Linked DNA regions of Homo sapiens: region 1 is linked to region 2. A link is an interaction called in ENCODE POLR2A ChIA-PET data of the cell type or tissue named here. Cell type or tissue: MCF 10A. All regions are shown on one strand. Each heading gives the region's core, and the rest is flanking DNA. Links, peaks and the distances in the headings are about the cores only.

What was found. Peaks named below come from ENCODE experiments on the same cell type or tissue, not always from the same donor. Only the 100,000 strongest peaks of a DNase experiment are listed, where the experiment ranks them.
Region 1: POLR2A ChIA-PET joins it to region 2 with 55 read pairs; 17 of 35 experiments call an interaction of 5 or more read pairs at or near these places.

What each region holds. Positions count from the first base shown.
Region 1 is chr20:44,111,263-44,123,085 of GRCh38, forward strand. It overlaps JPH2 (junctophilin 2), which reads right to left. Exons shown (of 6, transcript NM_020433.5): 3 at 7,243-7,361; 4 at 4,403-5,124; 5 at 3,520-3,614; 6 at 1-2,241. The coding sequence ends at 3,534. Among named protein-coding and RNA genes, the nearest start is that of JPH2, 70 kb to the right of the region's middle. RefSeq lists enhancers at 26-539, 5,387-5,681. In MCF 10A, for the core only: a CTCF peak has its summit at 5,594 (motif pointing right); a DNase peak (open chromatin) is centred at 5,589.
Region 2 is chr20:44,181,294-44,193,116 of GRCh38, forward strand. JPH2 (junctophilin 2) reads right to left here and starts at 5,895. Exons shown (of 6, transcript NM_020433.5): 1 at 5,034-5,895. The coding sequence starts at 5,412. RefSeq lists an enhancer at 883-1,789. In MCF 10A, for the core only: no CTCF peak of the experiment used is centred there; DNase peaks (open chromatin) are centred at 6,338, 6,898 and 7,728.

The DNA of each region.
Region 1 (11,823 bases), core at 2,600-7,599, 71 kb before region 2:
GCGTGATAACAACACTCGTCTCCATTTCTCCACTGCTTTCTACAGCCTCAACATCTAATGTAATCCTCACTACCAGGAGGTAGGCTCTGTAATTATCCCCATTTTATAGATGAGAAAACTGAGGCTCAGAGAAGCGAAGAAAGTGGCTGGGCTAGCATTGGAGGCTGGGGGGACTCCACCTCAAAGGGCAGGCTCTTGATTCTATTGTCATCTACTCATAGAAGTTTCTGGAAGTTTGCTTTAGAAACTCCACTGTAGAAGCTCTATGGTCTTTCAGCCCCCACTCAAACTGAAGCCCTTCAGCTGCCCCTCAAGGATCGTGAGAACAAGGACACAGATGGGAAGGACCCACGTCCCCCAGCCTCTTCCCACCCACCCTCCTTGAGCCAGCCCCTCATCCTGGACCCACAAGCACATTGCAGCCCAGCCAGAGCCCGTGAGCAGATGCGGGTTTATTATTGCACAGACTGCAGCATCCTGAACCCCAAACCCAACCCCAAACACCAGCCCCCAAACTTGGCCTGGGAGCTTTGGCAGGCACAGGCTTGTCCCCAGCACCAGCCAAAAAAAAACAACAGAAAAAAAACAGGACAAGAATCTCCGAGACGGAGCCCGTCAGCACAGAGCAGTGGCCCCGCCCCATTCCCCTCATGCTCCAGGAGTCTTGAGAAGCTCAGATGCAGATGCAGAGCTGTGGGCCATGGCCAGCTGAGGATGGAAGAATCTGCAGGTTCTTCTCCATGAAAATACAGTCCTGGATTCCAGCCAAGCCACAAGGTCCCAGCAGGGCTTGAAACGGCAAGTGTGAAGCTAAGGGAGAAGGTTCCCAAGCATTGAAGGGAAATGGGAAAGCTGACCCTATCAGAAGCAAACTCCTAGGTCCCAGAGCTGCCTGGGGAGGCCCTGCCACAAAGCCAAAGCCTCCAAGGTCCACAGAAATGAAGGGAGGACAGCAGCAGTTCCCTCTGGCTCAGCTTGGATGCCACGTCCTTCCCCAGGCTTGGAGGGGCCTGGAAGCCCTTTCTCTCCATTCTCCTGGAGGCAGGAAACCATAGCCTTTGGCCCTCACCCCACCCACAGGAAGCACAAGGGCCCAGAGACCTAGTGTGGTACAAAACATCTTTAAGTGAGGTACATCCAAGTAGCCATCTTCTACCAAGTAAGCCAAAGGGGCTTATAACTGCACCCAGGCTGTACCCAGTTGGAGCCCCAGACTTGCCCCTCTCTTGCCGGGAAATGCTTCTTGACAAGCAGCTTGTCTTCAACACCTGCCTTAGTGTCTGCCCCAGGGACATCTCCCTGGGCTTCCATGGGCTTCTGTGCTCCCCTGAGCTTTCGGTGGGCCCTGATGGGGGAGGAGACAAGCCATTTCACAGGGCATCACAGGAGATTTCTCGCCGGCCCCAGGCCTCCTGCAGGTGACCCTCTAGCATCCCAAGCACACGGGAAACCCCAAATGCAATCCCAGTCTCAGACACACTCCAAAACAGGCCATCATCACTGCACCTTAACCCCTCTTCCCACCCTGCCCCCTGGCCACCTGGTCAGTGGCTTCCCAGCCAGAGGATCCATGGGGTCTCCCCTCGTCTATTGGTCCAGAAGGGAAGCTAACTGGACTGGTGGGAGGAGACAGAGCACTGTGTTCTGGGATATTCAAACTGACCTTGTCCATTTCCTCTACTGTCATCCAGAACATCTACAGGCAAGGGAGGGAGTGCAGGGTGCAGACTGCACAAGGACAGGTCTCTGTGCTGGTCTGAGGGGGTCTCAACACCCACCCCACCCAGCTTCCCTGGGAGGCCTCAGCCCACAGCCAAAGGATTAAATCAAAGTGGGGCAGGGTGGGAGGAAGGGGGATGGGATTGAATATCAATGTCCTGGTTAGGTGACATCTCCCAAAACACACAAAAGCCCAGGGAGGGGACAACCTAGGGAAAGGCAAGGGAGTGGAGGAGAGCGGGGGACAGGAGCAGATCAGGAAGCTCAAGAGACCAGGGCGCTTCTCTCTGGGCTCTCCTTGCCCCTGGGTAGAGAGCTCCTGAAGGAGCCCAGGACATTCCATTCCTCTTGGCACCACCACCGCCACCCAGCACAGGCACCGTGGGAGGCCTCCTGAAACTCTTGTGGGGTGAATGTGAACTGGACCACGGGGCTCCAGGTCCAGAGTCCAGTCCTCTTTGGCCACCCTGCCTGGCACTGCAAAAAGACGGGTCCTCATGTCCTCAGCAGGAACTTCTGGCTCTGCAAAGAGACAGCAAAAGGGTCAGGCAAGGGAGGGAGGGCAGAGGCTGGGCCGCCAAGCCAGGTGCAGGGCTCAAGCCTTGGGGCTCATCTTCTCTGGGGCAAGATCCCACCTCTGCATCCCCCCAGACAGCCCTGTCCCTTGATTCTGATACTCGGCAGGTCACAAACGGGTCCCCGAGGCCTCTCCTGGCCCTGGCTGCCTGCCTGTTTATTTACACATGCTGTTCCCTTTGCTGCTGCACTCATCTCTTCCCTCTTCCTCCCCCACTGTCATCTGGTTCACTCCTTTTCACCCTTCAGGTCATTAAAGGAATCAGTGCCTGCAGGAAGCATTCCCAGAGCCCCTGTTGAAACATGGAACCTGCAGAGCTCAAGTGTTCACCCCTACGGCAGCACTTACCAGGCTGGTATTGTCATTGACTGTTTACATGGTGACAGCATAGACTTTCCTGGGGCTGATTAAGAACCTCCAGCCCAAACTAAGCTAGGATCAAAAAAGGGGGCCTGAGGAAAAGGCAGAAACCCTGTTATTATTGCCAAGCATGGGATTGAGGCTGTGAAGGCTAGTTCCAGCAGGGGGAAGATTTTGTCTTGTAGATGCTTCACCTTGAGAGCAGTGAGGGCCACTCTCCTTCAGCCCAGCCCAGCCCACTCCACTTCACGGGAACTTACCCCAGCCCCCAGCTCCATCATGGGGAAAAAACTGAGAGGGAACCAATGGGCAGAGGAACAGGAGCAGGCTGGGTGTGCCAAGGGATTAAAGACTGAAGTGGGGAAGAGAGAAAGGGAGCACGGAGATGAGTGTCCCACCGTCCCAGGTGAGCTCAGTCTAGACCTGTTGTGCTCAGTGTTTGAACGGTAAGACTTTTCTGTAATGAGCTCTAAGTTCAGGGTTACTTTCATTATGTTCACCCCATTCTTGGAGCAGGAGTGAGTCCCTGCTGTATCCCCATCTCCCAGCAGAGCAGTACATGTTGGCCAAATGAATGAGTGAATGAAGCCCTCAGTGCTCACCTGACAGAGAGCAGGTGCTCTGCAAACACTAAGCTAATGAAGTAAGTGTGTGTGTGTGTGTGTGTGTGTGTGTGTGTGTGTGTGTGTGTGCGCTGGTATCAAATCACACTCTAGGTCTTGGCTTCTGCAGGTGGGTGGGCCTCAATTAGTCACAGGACTGTCATCCAAGTACCGAGTAGGTCCCTCCTCCCACCACCCTGGTGCTCAAAACTCCCCAGGGGCTCCTGCCCCCCAACCCCTCCTCCAGCCAGCTGGCTGCACCTGGTAAGCGACGGTCAGGTCAGGAGGTGAACAAAGAGGATGGCCAGGCCGATGTTCAGCAGGATCACCATGCAGATGAGGATGGTGTTGGGGACCTGGGAGCAGTGGAGAGAGGCTTCCTGAGTCCCCATGGCCTCGGAGACACCCCCCACCCAGGTCACAGCAAGGCTGGACAGAGCAGGAACTTCTGGATGGACCTTCCTAAGAGCATTGCCGGCTTTGTTCACTGCTGTATCCTGTCACCTGGATGGCAGACCATCACAGCTGGAAGGACTCTTAGAAATAACCAAATCCCTCAGGACCCAGGGAGGGACAAGATCATGCCCCAAGTCATATAGTGTGTGAATCAGGCCTGGAACCCAGGCATCCTGCTAATTCCCCTTGGGACGCATTCTTCAGTCCCCCAAAGCCCAGCTTCAGTCTTTGTTGCCGCCGTTCCTAGCTCCCTGCCTCCCATAAGTCAGGAGGTCTATAACCCAAATCCTGTTGGGCCCTTCTTCCACCTCCATGAAGCCCTCACTGCTACACCTTGTAGCAGATGCTGCTGGTGCCCAGCCCAACCCCCCTGACTGGGCAAATGGACCCACCCTCCAGCTGCTCAGGCTCCCAGCTGCCCCTGCTCATGAGAACTGTCTCTGCCAATGGGATACCAGGTGCAAAGGTAGGAGGACTCCATGCGGCCATTTACGCTCCAACGTCCTCTGTGGACCAAGCCAAGGCTATGCTCCCCTAATCCCCAGCCCTGCAGCATTTCCTCCTGCTCTATCCTGCTTCGGTCTCTCGCACCCCAGCAACCCCCAAATCCCCTGCCCCTGAATCCTCCCTCAAGCCCTGCTACCTCTAGGGAACCCGACCTTAGGCACACCTTGCCCGACAGCCTCACCTCTTCCACCTCCACCTCCGCCTCTGCCGCCAGTGCGGCCTCCTTCCGCGCCTTCTTCTTGGCCCCCGCCTTGGTCAGCCCTCGAGCCTCAGTCTTGCGGGCCTTGGCCCTGGGCTCGGCTTTGGGGATGATGGGCTTGGGCTCCAGCTTGGCGGGGGTCTCGCGTGCAGGCTCGGGGCCTCGGAGCGTGGGGGCCTGCAGCGGGGCGGTGGCCGGGGACGAGGGCGCGGACTCGGACCCGGAGACCTCGGGCTCGGGCTGGTCCTCAAAGGGTGGGGGCTCGGGCGGCGTGGTGCGCACAGCATAGCTGTGGTAGCCCTGGTAAAGCGCCACCTCCGGCTCCCGCGACGGCGCAGGCGGTGCCTGCAGAGCCTCGATGGCCATGCGCTCGGTGGCTGGACGCGCGGGGCTGCGGCGGCCCGCGCCCTCGGACGGAGTGACTGACCGGCTGCCCTCACCGCTGGGCTCGCCGTTCCAGGCGCCTGGGCTCAGCAGGCCGTCCTTGGACACCCCGGGCCTGGGCCGCTTGGGCTGCGGGGGCGTCCCGGCCGGTGACGGGGAGCCACCCTCGGGCCGAGGGGTCTCACGCTCGTGCAGCTGCGGGCTCTCGCGGGGCGGCTGTGGGAGGCCCGCTGCGCCGGCGCCCCGGTCGGGGGGCTCCAGCAGGCTCTCCGAGTTCTCCAGGATCTCCTGCAGCAGCCGGCGCTTCTGATATTCCGGACCTGCCAGGGCAACACAGGGAGGCTGGGCTCGAACCCCGCACCACTGTTGGGTGATCCTGGGCCAGCCACTTCACCTCTCGAGCCTCATTCATGGGCTCAGTCGGCACTCACATAGCACTGACCAAGTGCCAGGCACTGTTCCAAGCACTTTCCAAATATTAACTCATCTAATCCCTGTAGTATCCCTATGAAGTTGATGCTACTGTGAACCTCAAAGGGAGGCTCTGAGAGGTTAAATCACTTGCCCAAAGACACACAGCTGTCGAAGGGCAGAGCCAGGACTAGCACCCAGCAGTCTGGCTCCAGAGGCGATGCCCTTTACTTTGGCACGCGTCTCTTTCCATTCCCTTATCTGAAACATGGGCCTGATCATACCTATTTTATAAATACGAATGGAAGGATTGAGAAAATGCATGTCAAAGGCGGAGCTCAGGGCCCCGCACCGGCATAGACCAGCAGGGGGAGCGCTGTGACCAGAAGTGAGGGATCCTCCCAGGCATAGGTTTTCGCTCCTAGGTTTTTCATCAGGCCTCCTTTGGCCTCCTTTCTGCAGCCAGGATCACGTTTAGAAAACACACATCTGATCATGTCATTAACTTAAAAACCCTTCATGGCTGGGCGCGGTGGCTCACGCCTGTAATCCCAGCACTTTGGGAGGCCGAGGCGCGCGGATCACAAGGTCAGGAGATCGAGACGATCCTGGCCAACATAGTGAAATGCTGTCTCTACTAAAAATACAAAAATTAGCTGGGCATGGTGGCGCGTGCCTGTAATCCCAGCTACTCAGGAGGCCGAGGCAGGAGAATTGCTTGAACCAGGGAGTCGGAAGTTGCAGTGAGCTGAGATCGCGCCACTGCACTCCAGCCTGGTGACAGAGCGAGACTCCGTCTCAAAAAAAACAAAAAAACAAAACCTTCATCGCAGAGAATCCCCATCTCTGTCCCTCAGGGGTTCCCACCACTCTATCCATGTGCCAGATCTCTACCAAGGCCGGGAGGTCCTCCTTACTCTGCAGCCTCGATTCTCAGGACCCACAGCCTACTTTGTGATGTGGCTTCCTGGCATGCTGCTCTGTCCGAGTTTCTGTGCCTTTGCACCTCCTCCACTCATCCCACCCAGCGCTATCTGGTACAGCAGCTCTCAAAGTGTGGTCTCAGACTAGCAGTATCCACATCGCCTGATCCTTAGAAATGCACATTCATTCATGGGCTCCACCTGAGACCTACTGAATCAGAAACTCTGGGGGTGGACCCAGCAATCTGTGTCAAATTTGAGACCCACTGACTTGATAGACTCTTGTTCAGCCTGCAAGATTCAGCTCAAATGGCCTCTCCTGAGGGCAGCCTTCTCTAACACTTCCTCTTGCCTAACTGCTTCCTGTGAGCTCCCTCCTCTCCCATTCTAACCGCACAGTGCTCATCCTGCTGTGTGAAATGGAACCATAATCATGAAACAACAGCCACAGTCACTGAGAGCTTACTGAGGACTGGGAATGTACCTTACATGCATTTAATCCATGCACAAAAAAGCAGGCACCATTCTTACTACCATTTTACAGATCAGGAAACTGAGGTTTACAGAGGTTAAACACCTCACTCAAAGTCTCACAGCTGGGAAGCAGCGGAATCAGGGTTTGAATGAATGCAGAGTCTGTTTATGGTACCCCTAGCTCTGTTGTTTTTGTGACTCTCTGCTCCCCTAGATTTTGGAACCCACTTATGTAACCCCAGAGCCTGGTACAGTGCCTGACACATGGACAGTGCTCAATGCTTGACTGAAACTGTTGGGCAAGTGCAAGAAGCCATTTTTCCCTCTCATCCACCAGTGACTTCTCTCCTCTAAGCTTCACCAGCTCCAACTGTCTTCCCTGCTCAGAGCAGAGAGAAAAGACCACTTGGAGTGACTCTGCTGCCCTCCCCTCGAGCTCAGCATGAAGGCAGAGATGTGTCTCCCCACCTACCCCTGCATCATCCCATCCCACATTTGCACCATGCCCCAGTTTCTGAGACTCACGGGCATCCAGGAAACCACTTGGGCATCTCAGATTCCAGTAAGCAAAGAAAAGCGCCCACCCTAGGGATAGCCCTACCCTGCCCATCCTTCCCTGGCTGGCCCTACCTGGCTGGTAGAAGTCCGGAGCCAGCTCCCTGGCCAAAGTGCGAGCAATGTTGGACTCCTGGTTGGCAGCCAGGGCGGCCTGTTCCGCTGCCTCAGCTTTGGCCTTGGCGTGGCTTGTCCTATGGAGACAATGTGGCAGAAGACTCAGGATCCTTCCAGAGAACCAGCCTTCTGCCCCTTCTCCCCAACCCACAAAGAGACATGCTAAACACAGCATTCTTTCACGCAGGCAGTCAATGAATATTTATTGAGCCTCATGGCCCAGACTGCTATGCATTCTCCAGATCATTTCTTCTTCTTTCTGAGCACTTAGATAGACTACCTTTCCCAACCTCCCTTGCAGTTAGGTGTGGTCAGGTGACTGAGTTCTGGCCAGTGCATTATGGGAAGACATCATGTATGCTATTTCCAGGCTTGGCCCATAAAAACTTCTGTGCCCTCTCTTTTTTCCCCAGCATTGCTGGTTGAATGCAGAGCAGGCTGAGTCCCCAGAATAGGGACTTAACTTCTGTGTCACAGATCCCTTTGGCAGTGTGGTGAAGCCTATGGATCCCTTCTCAGAATAATGTTTTTGAATGCATAATAATATACATAGGATTACAAAAGGATGCAGTTACTTGACATACTGTTTCCAAAATATTTAAAAGAACACATTTGTAAAATAATAATCTATATCTTTATAATCACATTAAACAAAATATCAGGTCTGTTAACTACTGTAATTTTAAAGTATAGATAAGCATAAAGGATATTTCAAGGATATCTAATTACAACATATAATATGACATGAAAATATATGAGATTTCTATTGGTGACAAAGTCACAGCTGCTACTACTACTATTATGGTTTATTGCCTATTTCCATAATTGAAGAGAAGGCTACATTTCAGTTGGAGTTAATAAAAATACAGATGTAGCTTTTCTCATTGTAGTGGGTACTTCTGGTGCCCTATGCAGATCCCTTCACTGGGCAAATGTGCCTACCCCCGGCTGATGTGAGTGTTGGCTGCTAATGGCTCCTTACTACCCCAGAGAATTGTAGCCCATAGAAGCCACCTTGTTCCAGAAGTTAAAATACTGCCCTGCCAGCCAGGCACGGTGGCTCACGCCTGTAATCCCAACACTTTGGGAGGCCAAGGCAGGCGGATCACGAGGTCAGGAGATGGAGACCATCCTGGCTAACATGGTGAAACCCCATCTCTACTAAAAAATACAAAAAATTAGCCGGGCATGGTGGCGGGCGCCTGTAGTCCCAGGTACTCGGGAGGCTAAGGCAGGAGAATGGCATGAACCCAGGAGGCGGAGCTTGCAGTGAGCCGAGATTGCGCCAGTGCATTCCAGCCTGGGCAACAGGGTGAGACTCCATCTCAAAAAAAAAAAAAAAAAAAAAATCCTGCCCTGCCTACCCCTAAACCTAGGCAGCCCATACCAATGACTGGTACTGGTCAGCCTCCTCTTGCCTCAAGAGGAAGGAACTCCAGCTGCAGCAGGTACAATCCATGCTCCAGAGCCCCCGGTGGACTGGCTGAAGCAGGTCTCCAGCTGAGACCACATCTCAGCTCATCTCCTTCCCTACGCCATCCTGCCTCTCATTCTTCTCTCTCCTGAAAGCCTCCCTCAGTAAATCACTTACACAAGAATCCCCACTTCAGGCTCTACTTCTAGGGAATCTAACCTACACCGTCCAAGTTCATGGACCCCTGAAATCTATCCACAGACCCTCCTGTGGACTCCAAGTTAAGAAATGTGAGCCCATAAATGATTGCATGGAGCAAAGCCCCTTCCCACAGCCCCACAGTTGCACGTGACAGGAGCAAATTTTAAATATTCATTGTCTTAAGTACCTGAGATTTGGGAGATGTCTGTTTCAGCTGTCAGCTTAGCTTAACTCACAGAAGTACCTACTAAAGTAATAACAGTCCAATTTCCTAATGGGCCAGGCATGGTTCTAAAGGAGTTATGAAGATTATCTCATATGCTCATTCTAATGCCTTAGGAAGCTGGTGCTGTTATTATTATCCCTATTTTACAGAAAAGAAAATTGAAGTGCAAACAGGTTAAGCAATTTGCCCAAGGTCACAGAGTCCTGAAGTGCAGGAACTGGGATTTTGAACCCAGGCAACGTAACTCTAGGGCAGTGGTGTCCAATCTTTTGGCTTCCATGGGCCAGAAGAAGAAGAATTGTCATGGACCACACAGAAAATACACTAACACTAACGATAGCTGATAAGCTTAAAAAAAACAAATCACAAAAAAAATCCCATAACATTTTAATAGAGTTTACGAATTCGTGTTGGGCCACATTCAAAGCTGTCCTGGGCTGCATGGGGCCCATGGGCAAGGGTTAGACAAGCTTGCTCTATACCAGTAGCTGAGCATGTGCCAGAGCCTGTGCCAGGAGCTGAGCATGGCCAGGAACTGAGGACAGAGACTCTGTGGACCAGAAAGGCTACTGTCAGATGAGGGAGCTGGCTAGTAAACAGACACAAAAACTATTTAATAAAATGCAATTAAATAAAAAGTACCTAATTATAATTGTGAAATATGCCGTGAAGGAGGAGTAGAGAATACAATGAAAATGCAGGACAGAAAGACTTAATGTTGATGGGTGGTGGAGGTGGGCTGGTCAGGAAAGGATTCCTTGAGGAAGTTGACATTTGAGTTGAGACTTGAAGAAACACATACGTTAGGCCCCTAAGAGGTGGGCGGGTCAATGAGCCAGGTAGACAGAAGGGCATGTGCAAAGACTCTGAGACTGAGGAAGAGCTTTGTGCCTTCGAGGAGCTGCAAAGCCAAGTCAGAGTGTCCACTCTCTACAGATGAGTTAATTCCCTGGGGAGCTGATGTGTGTGTGTCTTTATCTCAGTCTACAGCAGAGAACTGGGCGCACGGTAAGGGGGATAAATTCCCTTAAGCTTCTACTAGGCACCAGGGCTTTTATCCCTTACAAACCTCAAAACTGTGAGGTAGTGAGGTAGTGTTTACCGGTCCCTACTTCACAGGTGGGGAAACTGAGGTTCAGAAAGGTGTCTTGCTCAAGGAAACAAAATAGGAGTTAACATTTACAAAGCACTTAGTATATGCCAAGGGCTTTACAGAAATTAACTTAACCCCCCAATAACTCTACAGGGTAGATGTTATTCCTATCATCCCTCTCTACAGAGGAGACATCCAAGGCAAAGGAGTATTCTAAAGAACCCAAGCCAGCATGGTGGCTCGTGCTTGTAATCCCAGCACTTTGGGAGGCTGAGGCAGGAAGATCACTTGAGCTCAGGAGTTCAAGACCAGCCTAAGCAACATACCAAGACCTTGTCTCTACTAACAATTAAAAAAAAAAAATTAGCCAGGTGTGGTGGCGCACACCTGTAGTCCCAGCTACTCAGGAGGCTGAGGTCAGCGGGGGGATTGCTTGAGCCCAGGAGATCGAGGCTGCAGTGAGCTATTATCACACCATTGCACTCCAGCCTGGGCAACTGAGCAAGACTGCATCTCAGAAAGAAAAAAAGAATTCACCCAAGCTTACATAGCTAGTAAGTACCAGAGTAAGGATTCAAACCAAAGCATTCTGGGATCTAGAGTCTGTATCCTAACCACAGGCTCAATTTCCATTCAATAACAAGCAGCAGAGTAAGATTCTAAACCTGGAGCTGTCTGATGTCCAAGCCCCTGCCTCTCCACTATGCCATATTGCCATAGTAATGCTTACTGAATGAATACATGGCTGAAGGCACGCATGCAGGCGTGCACATATGTAGGGGCAAGGAGACAGCCTAGGGAAGAGTTAAGAGCACACAGTTTTAGAATTAACAGGCCTGGATTCCAATTTGGGCTCTGCCAAGGCCAGGGACAGAATGAGATGACCGAGGCACTCGCCTCAGGGGCAAAATTTATGGGGTTGCCAAAAAACTCAGTGATCAAGAGGAATCACATTTTAATGCAATATTTTAAAAGTCTAAATTAATGCAAAAATAAATCCTTGATGAACAACCTATGAAGAAAATTTTAAATAAAGCCTGGATTGGACCCTGCACTTGGATCCCTCACTTACTCACTCACCTCACCCCACTGGGAGTCTAGGACCTTGGGTGCATGCATGGCTTTACCTCTCTGTGCCTCAGTTTCTTCATCTGTAAAGTGGAGATAGTAATTCTCCCCTCCTGAAGTTGCCGTGAAAACTAAGTGAGAGGCAACGCGTGAAAGTGTTTGGTCTTGATGATGACGATGATGGGGTGTTGGTGGCGGTGGTGAAAGAGGAGGAGGAGAATGACATCTGTACATCAAAACTGAGTGTGCTACATGCATATCCCCAGGCTTATTTTTGCCTGCACGTGAGTATGTGTGAGACAAAGTTCTAAACTTTTTAGAGCCACTTCTCTGGGCACATGAAACCCCAGGAGGGAGGAGGAGGGAAAGGGCTGGGCAAGCCTTCAAACTGAGAAAATGCCCTTTTTTTGGTCATGTGAGCAGAAAGATGCCCACTTTCTGGTGCCTTTGGAAGCTGGGTTGAGGACTCCTCAGGCAGGAAAGGCAGCCTCTCCCCACAGCCCTGGAAGATTCTGGGGGACCCACTGTGCACAGCCA
Region 2 (11,823 bases), core at 3,631-8,630:
ACATTGCAAAACACACATACATGCAGACACTTTTAAACACACACGAACTCTCACACATTGTGTGTGTGCATATATATGTGTATCTCGCCAACTGAATAAATCTTTCAGAAAATAATACTTTATCTTATTCTCTGTGAAATACTCCGATACTTTTCTATTCTGTTCTGTTCTTTCCTTTTGAAAAATGCAGGTCGTGACCCACTGAATTGACTTCACCATCCACTAATGCGTTGTCCTCTCCAGTTTGGAAGACTGCTGTTTCCTTTGTAGCATTTGACTGCAAGAAAAGGAGGGCAGTGAAGAAGACTTCTGAACCTTTGAGGATAAAATGCAAGTTTCAGCTTTATCTCCTAGCTGGATGGCAAGTTTTGGACCTCCCAGCTTTTGCATGCTCTGTCCTCTCGTCCTGGAGTCTCCCTCCGCCCTCGTCACCTGGCTCACTCCTGCACATATGTCGGGGCTTGGCTTGCAGCTGACTTCAGGAAGCCTCCCTGAATGCCTGCGTCTGGTCAGCTGCCCACTCTGGCTTTGTTACTCCCCTGTCTGTCCCTGCCTAGCACCCAACACAGAACAGCAGGACAATTTCCTGTTAGATTTGCTGTGAAGACAGGGAGCGTTTCCCTTCTGCTTATTCCTACGCCGCAGGTGTAGCGCGGGGCTAGCTGCATCGGAGTCCCTAAATAAATATTTACTGGATGAATTAATAATAGGTAATAGTAATAAGAGCAACCACCATTTACTAAGTACTCATTCATCCCAGGAGAAGTCTTTTGAGAGATTAGGATAGGTCCATTTTATAGACAAGGAAATTAAGGTTTGGTGAGTTTAAATAATGTGGCAGGGCCAGGAGAATGACCCAGGGCTGCCTGACTCCCAGCCGTTCCTAATCACAGGATCTTATTTGTCCACATCCCCCTCAGTGATACCCACGTCGGGGCAAAGGGTGAGTGCAGATCCTTAACAAACCCTCAGGGGACTGATGACAGGTTGATTAAAGAGATTTTCCGAAGCAGTGGCCACGTCTAATTTTGGAGAGTTACACCTCGTGTGTGGCTTGGGAAAGAGAATCTGTGAGGTTTCCAGGGCCGCTGGATGTGGGGTCATCTCATCTGGGAGAAGTCTGGGGCTCTGACAAACCAAGGCAGCAGGGCTTCTGGTCACCTGGCCTGAAGAGCTCCTGGGCACACCTGGGATAAAACCCAGGACCTGCAAAGCCTGTGTGATCCAGCCCAGGCCACGATGTCTGCACCCCTCGCTCACTCTGGCATTCTTGCTGTTCTTCAAACCCGCCAAGCCCAGCACTGCCTCGGGGCCTTTGCAACAGGATTCCCTCTGCCTGAGGGACCTACTTCCTCTACAGGCTCCTCCATCCTCCTTCTGAGACGACTCCATCTAAGAACACCTTCCTCTTCCGCCTCTGTTAGTTTTTTCCATAACACTTGTAACTTTTGGAGATTACATGTATGTTTGTTTTCTAGTTTATGTTTTTCCACTGGACAGGGAGCTCCTTGAGGACCTTGTCTTGCTCGCTGCCCCCACCCTAAAACTTGCTGTAAAGCAGTTCCTGGAACAGAGCAGGTGCTCAGTAGTACTGGTTGCATGAATGAATGAATGAATGAATAGGTTTTCCTCTTTTAGACACATTGGGAGATGGGCCTATGGTTTCCTATGCTCATTTTGACCCAGAGATTTGTGTCCTGTGACTCACATCCAGACCCAAAACACACACATACACACGCACACATAAATACACACACACACAGACACGTGCACACACAGACACACATGCACACACACATACACACACCTTGGTTTGAAGAGAAGAGGGATGGGAACAGACATTCTACGCATGCCTACAGTGCACCACTGTGCATAGGTAACTGATGCTGTATAAGCACTCAAGGATTATCTCCATTTTTAGCCAGAGAAACTGAGGCTTGCTTTCTGCTGTGTCTCCAGTGCCTAGCACTGTGCCTGGCATAAACATCTGCTGAACTGAATTGCACTAGATTCAAGAGGCTCAGAAAACAGTTCAAGGTCACCCAACTAGCAAGTTGTGGAGCCAGAATCTGTGCTCAGGGCTGTTCAGTCCCCAGCCAGTGCCGGGTAGCAGCCATAGGCACCTGCACAAACTCCAGCGACCTCGTTAACTTCCAAACACGGTCTCGAGGGCAGGCCCTCACCCAGACACCCACCAACTGGCAGCTCAGATGCAAATCTATCCTGCATCTGAGGCTGCTCTCAACATGCCCAGGGGCCTCGGCTTCAGCAAACCTTGCTCCCTGGGCTAGCTGATGCCTTTTCCTGCCCCAGCTACCCTGATCCCAGCCCCAGTCCCACACTTCCTGGCCACTGTCAAAAAGAGGAGACACTAGTGACGAATATAATGTCCTATGAATGCCTTCTGATGCCAAATGTCATTTGTAAAAATTAGCCAGTTTTGAGTTATCTGTGTCAGTTCCTCTTTCCAATGCAGCTCATTAGGAAGACTCCATGGAATTATCCTGCGTCAGAAAGAGTTTGAGTGATGATTCAAAACTGCAGCCAGCAAACTTTCGCTGGAAAGAGTCAGGTAGGGCGGGGTGTGATGGTTCACACCTGTAATCCCAGCACTTTGGGAGTCCAAGGCAGGTGGATCACTTGAGGTCAGGAGTTCAAGACCAGCCTGGCCAACGTGGCAAAATCCCATTTCTACCAAAAAATTAAAAAAAAAAAAATTAGCCAGGTGAGGTGGTGGGTGCCTGTCCCAGCTACTTGGGAGGCTGATGTAGGAGAATCACTTGAACCTGGAAGGCAGAGCTTGCAGTGAGCTGAGATTGTGCCACTGCACTCCAGCCTGGGCGACAGAGTAAGACCCTGTCTCAAAAAACAAACAAACAAAAGAAGTCAGATAGTAAATACTTTGGGTTTTGCAGGACAAGAAGCAAAATTGAGGATGTTACGTAGGGGCTTTCAAATAATTTCACATGTCAAAAAGTGTTCTTCTTCTTCTTCTTCTTCTTCTTTTTTTCCATCATTCTCAGCTTATAAGCTGTGCAGAACTGACAGCAGGCTAGTTCGGCCCACGACCTATGGTTTGCTAGGCCCTAATTTAAAGCAACTTTTTAAACTTTGATGTTATAAAAATTGCCTGATACACTTGTGAAAGCAGTGTTTGGACACACACTCAGAGATTCTGATGAGAAGGTCTGGGTGGGCCACTGAATTTGCATTTCTAACTGGTGGATCAATGGTGCTGATGCTGCCCGTCCACCGTCCACATTTTGAGCAGTACTGATATTCTAAAGTGTCCCTTTTCACAGATGAGGAAACTGGCTTAGCTAAGTGATATGTCCATGTACACCCTGTGGACTAGGTAATGACATCTGCTCTGCCACTCCACAGGGCTGTTTTGCCACAGAAAACTCCTCTCTGATTCTTTAACCCACTGCTACCCTCATGCTTCTGAGCCTTTGTCTTCACTCTTCTCTCTGCCCCATGCCCACCCTCACAAACGTAACTGTCCTGTCGAGACCAAGCTCAGGCGTCAGCTCCATTTAAAGTATTTCCTGACCTCCTCAAATCTAAATTCTCCTTTCTGCAACAGTATCTGTACATACTTGTGTATAATGTGTATAACTGTTTGTCTGCATGCCTATCTTTGTTTTTCGATTTTTCGTTTTGTAAAAATGGGGATCTTGCTAGATTGCCCAGGCTGGTGTTGAACTCCTGGCCTCAAGTGATCCTCCCACCACAGCTTCCCAAAGTGCTGAGATTACAGGCGTGAGCCACGGAGTCCAAGAATTGCTTGAGCCCAGGAGTTTGAGACCAGCCTGGGCCACATAGTAAGACCCCATCTCTACAAAAAAAGAAAAAACAATTAATTAGCTAGGCTTGGTGGCATGTGCCTTGTAGTTCCAGCTACTCAGGAGGCCAAGATGGGAGGATTGCTTGAGCCCAGGAGTTCAAGGTTGCAGTGAGCTGTGATTGTGCCACCGCACTTCAGCCTGAGCAACAAAGCAAGACCTATCTTTAAAAAATTTAAAAAAGGAAACACAAAAGGAATGTAGGCCCGGCACAGTGTCCCACACCTGTAATCCCAGCAATTTGGGAGGCCGAGACAGGCAGATTGCTTGAGCTCCGAAGTTTGAGACCAGTCTGGGCAATATGGAAAAGCCCTGTCTCTACAAAAAAAAAAATAATAATACAAAAATTAGCCAGGCATGGTGGTGCACACCTGTAGTCCCAATTACTAGGGAAGCTGAGGTTGGTGGACCACTTGATCCTGGGAGATCAAGGCTGCAAAGAGCCGAGATCATGCCACAACACTCCAGCCTGGGCAACAGAACGAGAACTTGTCTTGGAAAAAAAAAAAAAGAATCCATGGATGGATCATAGATGGATGGATGGATGGATGGATGGATGGATGGATGGAAAGATGGATGGGTGGATGGGCAGGTAGATGTATGAATGGCTGGATGGGTAGATGAATGGTTGGGTGGAAGCATGAATGCGTGGGTGGGTAGATGGATGGATGGGCAGGCAGGTGGGTGGATGGATGAATGGATGGATGGACGGGTGGGTGGATTGGTGTGTGGATAGATGATGAGTGGATAGTTGGATGGGTGGATGGATGGATGGGTGGGTGGATGAATACTCCTCATGATCTATTGCTTGAAAATAATTTTCATGGCAAAGTTAAGACTAGACCCTAATTCTGCTAGAGTATATTCCATGGCTGTTTATGTTGGGGCATACCGAACATGCTAATGGTAGTAGTTATATTTTATTGTGTGTTGAGTGTGCACTTACATGGCAGGCTTTGTACTAAGCACTGCCACTAATCCTCTCAATAACCCCTTTATTAGCTCCATCTTTACTACAAGAAAATGGAAGCTCAGAAAGGTAGAGCAGCTTGCCCAAAACCACACAGCAAATCACTTCCTAGCCCATCTGATTCTGTGCCAATTGCCGGTCGCCTTTCCCACCCTCCACCAGGGTTTCTCACCCTCCCTGGCTCCACCCCACCTCTGCGGGCCCCCAGCTGGCCTCACCTCCATCAGCATAGGTCTCGGTGCCATAGCCGTCTTGCAGGCCATTGTTCCAGGTGCCCTCATACTTGGCACCGCTGCTTGAGCTCTGCCGGATTCCGTAGCGTCCCTTGAAGCCATGTGTCCACTCGCCCTTGTAGAGCCAGCGCCCCTTGGTCTCTATGCCCAGCCCATGCCGTTTGCCCTGGCTCCAGTATCCCTCAAAGGTGTTTCCGCTGGGCCAGGTGTAGACACCTGCCACCTCAAAGCCAAAGTTCCAGGAGCCAGAGTATTCGCCCTGGCCCTTGGGGCCTGTGCACAGTCCATGCCCATGGGCCTTTCCCCCCTCCCAGCCCCCGCAGTACGCCCCTCCATCATCAAAGTCGAAGCGGCCCCCACTCATCTCATCATAGCCCCTGACAACCTCCCCGTCCTCCAGCGTGGGTGCAGAGGGCGTGGGTGATGCCTGCAACACTCCTCCAGTGCCCTCGGGGGCAGGCCCCCAGACTCACCACTGCACCCCAGGAGGGGGGAAGCAGGATGCCAGCAGAGGCTGAAAGAGCCCCGGCGCCAAGTCAGCACCGGGTCGGCTAGTCAGTGCCATGCCCGGGAGCCCCGACTCCACCAGCCAGAGCAAGGCTGCCTGCTGGAAAGAAAGCAGGAAGGAAAGGTTCAAAGTCCCCACAAAGCGTCCCAAGTCTGCCTTCCAAGAAGTCCAAGGGAAAACGGTGTGATCTCTTTAAGAAGCCCAGTGAAAGGGTGGGGTGGAGGGGTCCCCAGCCTTTTCAAAGAGGGGAAATTCCCCTCGGTGGCAGCCCCCGCCGGAGGCTGAATTCCCGCAGCCCGCTGGCCCCCTTCTCCACCCCAGTGGGTGTGCGGGGCTGTCGGTCTCCCCGCCGCTGCCCCGCCCCCTTCTCCAATCCTGCCCTCCTTCTGGGACGGAAAGGTCAGTGTTGCCCTAACAAGGCCATTGGATCTCAGAAGCTGCTCCCAAAATAACCCCCAGCCAGCCCAGCCTTCTTCAAAGCGGGAAGGAGGGGTATTTCAAATCGCGCCCGTGCCGCAGACCCGGGCAGTGGCTGGAGGCATGAGGAAGGAGGCTGAGAACTGAGTGCAGGCAGCCCAGGGAACCTGGTGTCTTTTCCTCCCGGGAATGAGAGCTCCCTTCCATTCTCAGAGTCCCCTGGGTCTGCGCGCAGGGAGGGCACCGGGGAATCGGGGAAGGGAGGGGAGAGGGAGACCAGCAGAACACCCAGTCCTGGAACACTGAAAATCCCCCAGAGCGAGGAGGTTGGCAGATCTCAGCCCCATCACCACTCACATGCCCTAAGGGGACCTGGGGTTACAGCACCACTGCCAGCCCCATCAAGGAATCCAGTGACCTAAAGAGAAAGGAATGGAGACAGTTTCACATGTGCTTCCGAAAGCAGAGGAGGGAAGTCAGAAAGAGAGGGGAGGCTGTGGAAACAGGGTCTGGAAGATACACAGAATCTCAGTCCAGTGCTCACTCACCACCCTGAGCTCCCTCCACCCCTGGAAGCCGGGGAGAACTTGGTGCAAGAAGCAACCATCTATTCCCTTTCTCTTTCTCCTGAAGGGCAAAGAGAAGGGAGAGGAGCCTGCCCTCCTCTCTGCCTGAGACACAGACTGGGCGTCCCGCTAGCTTCCTCTCCCCACCCCTTGATGCCTCGGCGCCCTCCCTGCCCCCTGCCGCAGACCCAGCAGACCCTGAAGGTCAAAGGAGTCCCCTTCCTGTCAACACAGGGTTGTGTTGTAATGAGGTCCTCTCAGAAATTCTCAAGGGTCATGATTTTTTAAAATTTCCCTTTCTGAGCTGTCTTTTGCTCTAGTGTCCTAGGAGCCTGTGAGGCCAGACTTCAGAAAGCTCTTGGGGCAGGGCCAGGAGAGAAGGGCCTGGGTGGATTCCCAGCCACTCAGGTTCCCACCAAACTCCAGTAAAAAGAACAAATAAATCTCCATGGCAAGAAGCTGTGGCCAGAGCTAATGATTGTAAATCCCAGCTAAGCCCAAGGTTAATGGGAGTATAGAGGAATTCTGGGAAAGGTAAGAGCCACCAAGACTAGGAAGATCTGTGTGTGTGTGTGTCTGTGCGTGTGTGTGAACGTGTGTCTGTGAGAGTGTGAGAGAGTGTGTGTGAGTGTATGTGAGTGTGTGTGGTAAGAGTGTGTGTGTTTGTGTGTGTGTGGTAAGTGTGTGTTTGTGTGAGTGTGTGTGGTAAGAGTGTGTGTGTTTGTATGTGTGTGTGGTAAGAGTGTGTGTGTTTCCATGTGTGAGTGTGTGTGTGTGAGTGTGTGTGTGAAGATGGGGACAGAAGAGAAAGAGAGAACTAAGCACAGAAGGTACTAGAGAACATTAGACAATTATCTGACTTTGAACTTATCTGACATATTTCCAAACCCCATGATAACTTAGGCCACGTGAAGTCACTGCGGAAGTCTTGTTCCTGTTTGGGGAGTGGGTAAAAAGTGTTCCCTGCTTTCCTTCCAGTGGGTTACCTGTTCTTAGGACTTGGTTCCATCCTTGGTCACAGCCGCTGACCTTCAAGAGCCCCTTCTATATCTGCGTTTCACCACCAGGTAGAGGCACCCAGCCTCTTGGGCTCACTGTCACCGTCTGTTTGCCAAGCTGACAGGGAGCACGTAGTGGATAAAAACTGTTTCCTCTGGGTGGTTAGGTGTGAGCCCTGGCCAGGCTGACTGACAGCCTGCTTGCACAATTCACTTCTAAGAACATCTCAGGGCTACTCCCAGGGAGTTCTGCTTTCGCCACTTCTCACTAGGTCTTTGGAGAATCACAAACTTCTTTCTAGCTCTGCTGTCAAGGGAAGAGCATCTCAAACTGGAAGCTAGGGGAGTTTGAGCTGCAGATTCAATACCGTAATCATATGTTTATGCCAGGCAGCCATTGCTACATCTTAGCAGGGTGTTCTACCTATGGGAATTTAACCACTGTTCATCCATAGCAGCTCCCTAGGGTAGCTGTCTACCCAGGGTTACTACACATAAGAATCACTTACAGACTTAAAAACATAAAGAGATCCGAGAGCCCCACCCGAGACCTACAGAATTAGATTGTCCTGGGAGAAGACTTGGGCAGTCGAATTCTTTTAAAAGCTCCTCAGATGAATCTGATTTTCATCTCTGGTTAAAAACACTGTAAGTGCTTGTTATAGTGGCTCACACCTGTAATCCCAGCACTTTGGGAGGCCAAGGCTGGAGGATTGCTTGAGCCCAGGTGTTTGAGACCAGCCTGGACAACACAGTGAGACCCCGCCTCTACAATTAAAAATTTTTTTTTTTAATTAGCCAGGTGTGGTGATACACATCTGTGGTCCCAGCTACATGGGAAGTTGAGGCAAGGAGGATCGCTGAGTCAAGGAGTTGGAGGCTGCAATGAGCCATATTTGTGCCACTGCACTCCAGCCTGGCAACCCTGTTTCAAAAAATAAATAAATAGATAGAAAACAACAACAACAACAAAACCAAGGTAAAATTTCAAATTAAGATACTGTTTAATAACATAAAAATTCATGAATCCATTTATTCATGAATCCAGTAGTTTTGGAGTTAGATATGTCTTCAAATCCCAGTCCTGCCCCTCACAAGCTGTGTGACCTTGGACCAATTGTTAATTTCTCTAAACTGCAAATTATTCATCTGTAAAAGTCCCTACCTCAGAGGATTATTGGTATCAAGAATAACAGTATCTACCTTATCTAACTGGGTGAGGATTACACAGTTAATACTGTAAAAAGGCTCAGAACACATTACACATATAATCAGTGTTAGCTCTTATGAGAGTTACTCTTACATACTAAATTACTTTTCAGGCTTAATAAAATAGTCCTCAAAGAGGGAAGAGAGAACCCCTCCTAAATATTAAATATCTTGACATCGAAGCACTCCTTATTCTCATGTTTTAAACTGCAAAACGAAGTTACTGGTAAAGGGATACTTTGACTTTGTAAAAGTTTAAGTAAGATTCTTTGCCAAATTTGGTACTGGCCTTACCTGCCCAGAGCTTTCTGACAAGCTACCATTTGTCCCGCCTTTTAAACCAGTGCATTTCAGGGAAAGGGAGACCTCTTGTGGCGTTATGTGCATTACAACGGACTTTCCTCAGAAAAACCAAGTTCTTCAAATCCAGTGGAATTTACTAAACTTGAAATATTAGCCGGGCATGGTGGTGCATGCCTGTGGTCCCAGCTACTCAGAAGGCTGAGGCAGGAGGATCGCTTAAGGCTGGGAGATCGAGGCTGCAGGGAGCCATGATCACACCACTGCACTCCAGCCTGAGTGATGGAGCAAGATCCTCTCTCAAAAAAATAAATAAATAAATAAATAAATAATAATTTAAAAATAAATAGGCCGGGCACGGTGGCTCACGCCTGTAATCCTAGCACTTTGAGAGGCCAAGGTAGGCGGACTATCTGAGGTCAGGGGTTCGAGACCAGCCTGGCCAACATGGCGAAACCCTGTCTCTACTAAAAATACAAAAATTAGACGGGTGTGGTGGCACCTGCCTGTAATCCCAGCTACTGGGGGCGCTGAGGCAGGAGAATCACTTGAACCCAGGAGGCAGAGGTTGCAGTGAGCCGAGATTGTGCCACTGCACTCCAGCCTGGGCGAGAGTGAGACTCCATCTCAAAAATAAATAAATAAAAATAAAAAATAAAATAAACTTGAAATAATTATAAACTGGTTTTAACGGTAGCTAGCCTATTCCCTCTCTTCATCTCAGATCTCTTCCCACTCCCTAGTTCTGTTCCCTGGTCACTTTCTCCCTCTATTTCCTGCTCAACTTCTCAAGCTTGACTGCTTCTCTGGGAACCTCAAAGGGAGAGAACTGGAAATCCGGAACAAGGAGAAGGACTGCACCCAGAAATCCACTGGAGTTCTTCTTAGCCATGGAAGGCTCAGCAGAGCGAGCCTCACCGTCCAGGAAGCCTTTCCAGGCAGGTGTCCTGGCTGAGCTAGTGCCCTTCCCACATGCTGTCTCCTCCCCCAAACTATGAGTTGTTTAAAGCAAGGATTTTCTTCTTTCCAAAAAACAGTGGATAGTGCTGCAGTGAACATAGGTGTGCATGTATCTTTATAATAGAATGATTTATATTCCCAAAGGAATATAAATATATATTCCTTGGGCACTGCCAAGTGCCCAAGCCACCAAACCCATTCCCAAAGGAATATAAATCAGTAATGCGACTGCTGGGTCAAATGGTATTTCTGGTTCTAGGTCTTTGAGGAATCGCCATAATATCTTCCACAAGGGTTGAAGTAACTTACATTCCCACCAAAAGTATAAAAGCATCCCTATTTCTCCACAGCCTTACCAGCATCTTTTGTTTCTTGACTTTTTAATAATTGCCATTTTGACCGGTATGAGGTGGTTTCTCATTCTGGTTTTGATTTGCATTTCTCTAATGATCAGTGAATCAACCCAAATGTCCATCAATGATAGACTGGGTAAAGAAAATGTGGTACATATATACCATGGAATACTACGCAGCCATAAAAAGGAATGAGATCATGTCCTTTGCAGGGGCACGGATGGAGCTGGAAGCCATTATTCTCAGCAAACTAACACAGGAACAGAAAACCAAACACGTTCTCACTTATAAGTGGGAGCGGAACAATGGAAACACATGGACACAGACAGGGGAACAATGGGGCCTGTGGGTAGGGTGGGGGAACAGGAAGAGAGAGAGCACCAGGATAAATCGCTAATGCATATGGGGCTTAACAGGCTTAATACCTAGGTGATGGGCTGACAGGTGCAGCAAACCACCACGGCACGTGCTTACCTATGTAACAAACCTGCATGCCCTGAACATGTACCTCAGAACTTAAATTATTAAAAAACCTGAGCACCTGCTGTACAGTAGATATTGCAGCTCACCTGTGTCTACCCAGTGCCTGCACATAGTGGCTGCTCCTGGTCTTCCCAGCATCTAGCAGCTGATGACCCCCTTCTGAAATCCTTTTTCAACTGGCTTCTAGAATCTCTCTCGGTTCTGCTCCTGCCTTACTGGTTCCTCCTCATCCCCCTGAGTTCTGTACCTTGGGAATGTCCCAAACCTTCGTTCTCTGGCTTCTTTATCTACATTCATTTCTGAGGAGGTCTCTAGTCACATGGCTTTGCATAACCTCCCTCTACCGATGACTTCGAAGTCTGCATCCCCAGGTTGCACCACTCTCCTGATCTTCAGTCAGACATCCAGCCACCTACTCAACATTTCTAAATATCTCACGAGCATCTCAGATTTGACAAGAACAAATGAAACTCTCAATTTCCACTTGCAAATTTGTCCCTCCAGCCGACTCCAAACTTATTAAAACCTTTGGAGTCAACCTTAATTCCTGTCTTTCTCTCACACCTTAAATCCAGTCCATCGGCAAATCCCTGAAGGGATTTAGATTAAAATAATTCCAGAACAGGCTGGGCACGGTGGCTCACACCTGTAATCCCAACACTCTGGGAGGCAGAGGCAGGTGGATCATGAGGTCGGGAGTTCGAGACCAGCCTGGCCAACATGGCGAAACCCCATCTCTACTAAAAATACAAAAATTAGCCAGGCATGGTGGCATGCACCTGTAGTCCCAGTTACTCAGGAGGCTGAGGCAGGAGAATTGCTTGAACAGGGAGGTGGAGACTGCAATGAGCTGAGATCGCGCCACTGCACTCCAGCCTGAGCAACAGAGCGAGACTCTGTCTAAAAAAAAAAACAAAAACAAAAACAAAAACAAAAAAAACCTTCCAGAACACATATTATCTCCTGCACTGCCAAGTGCCC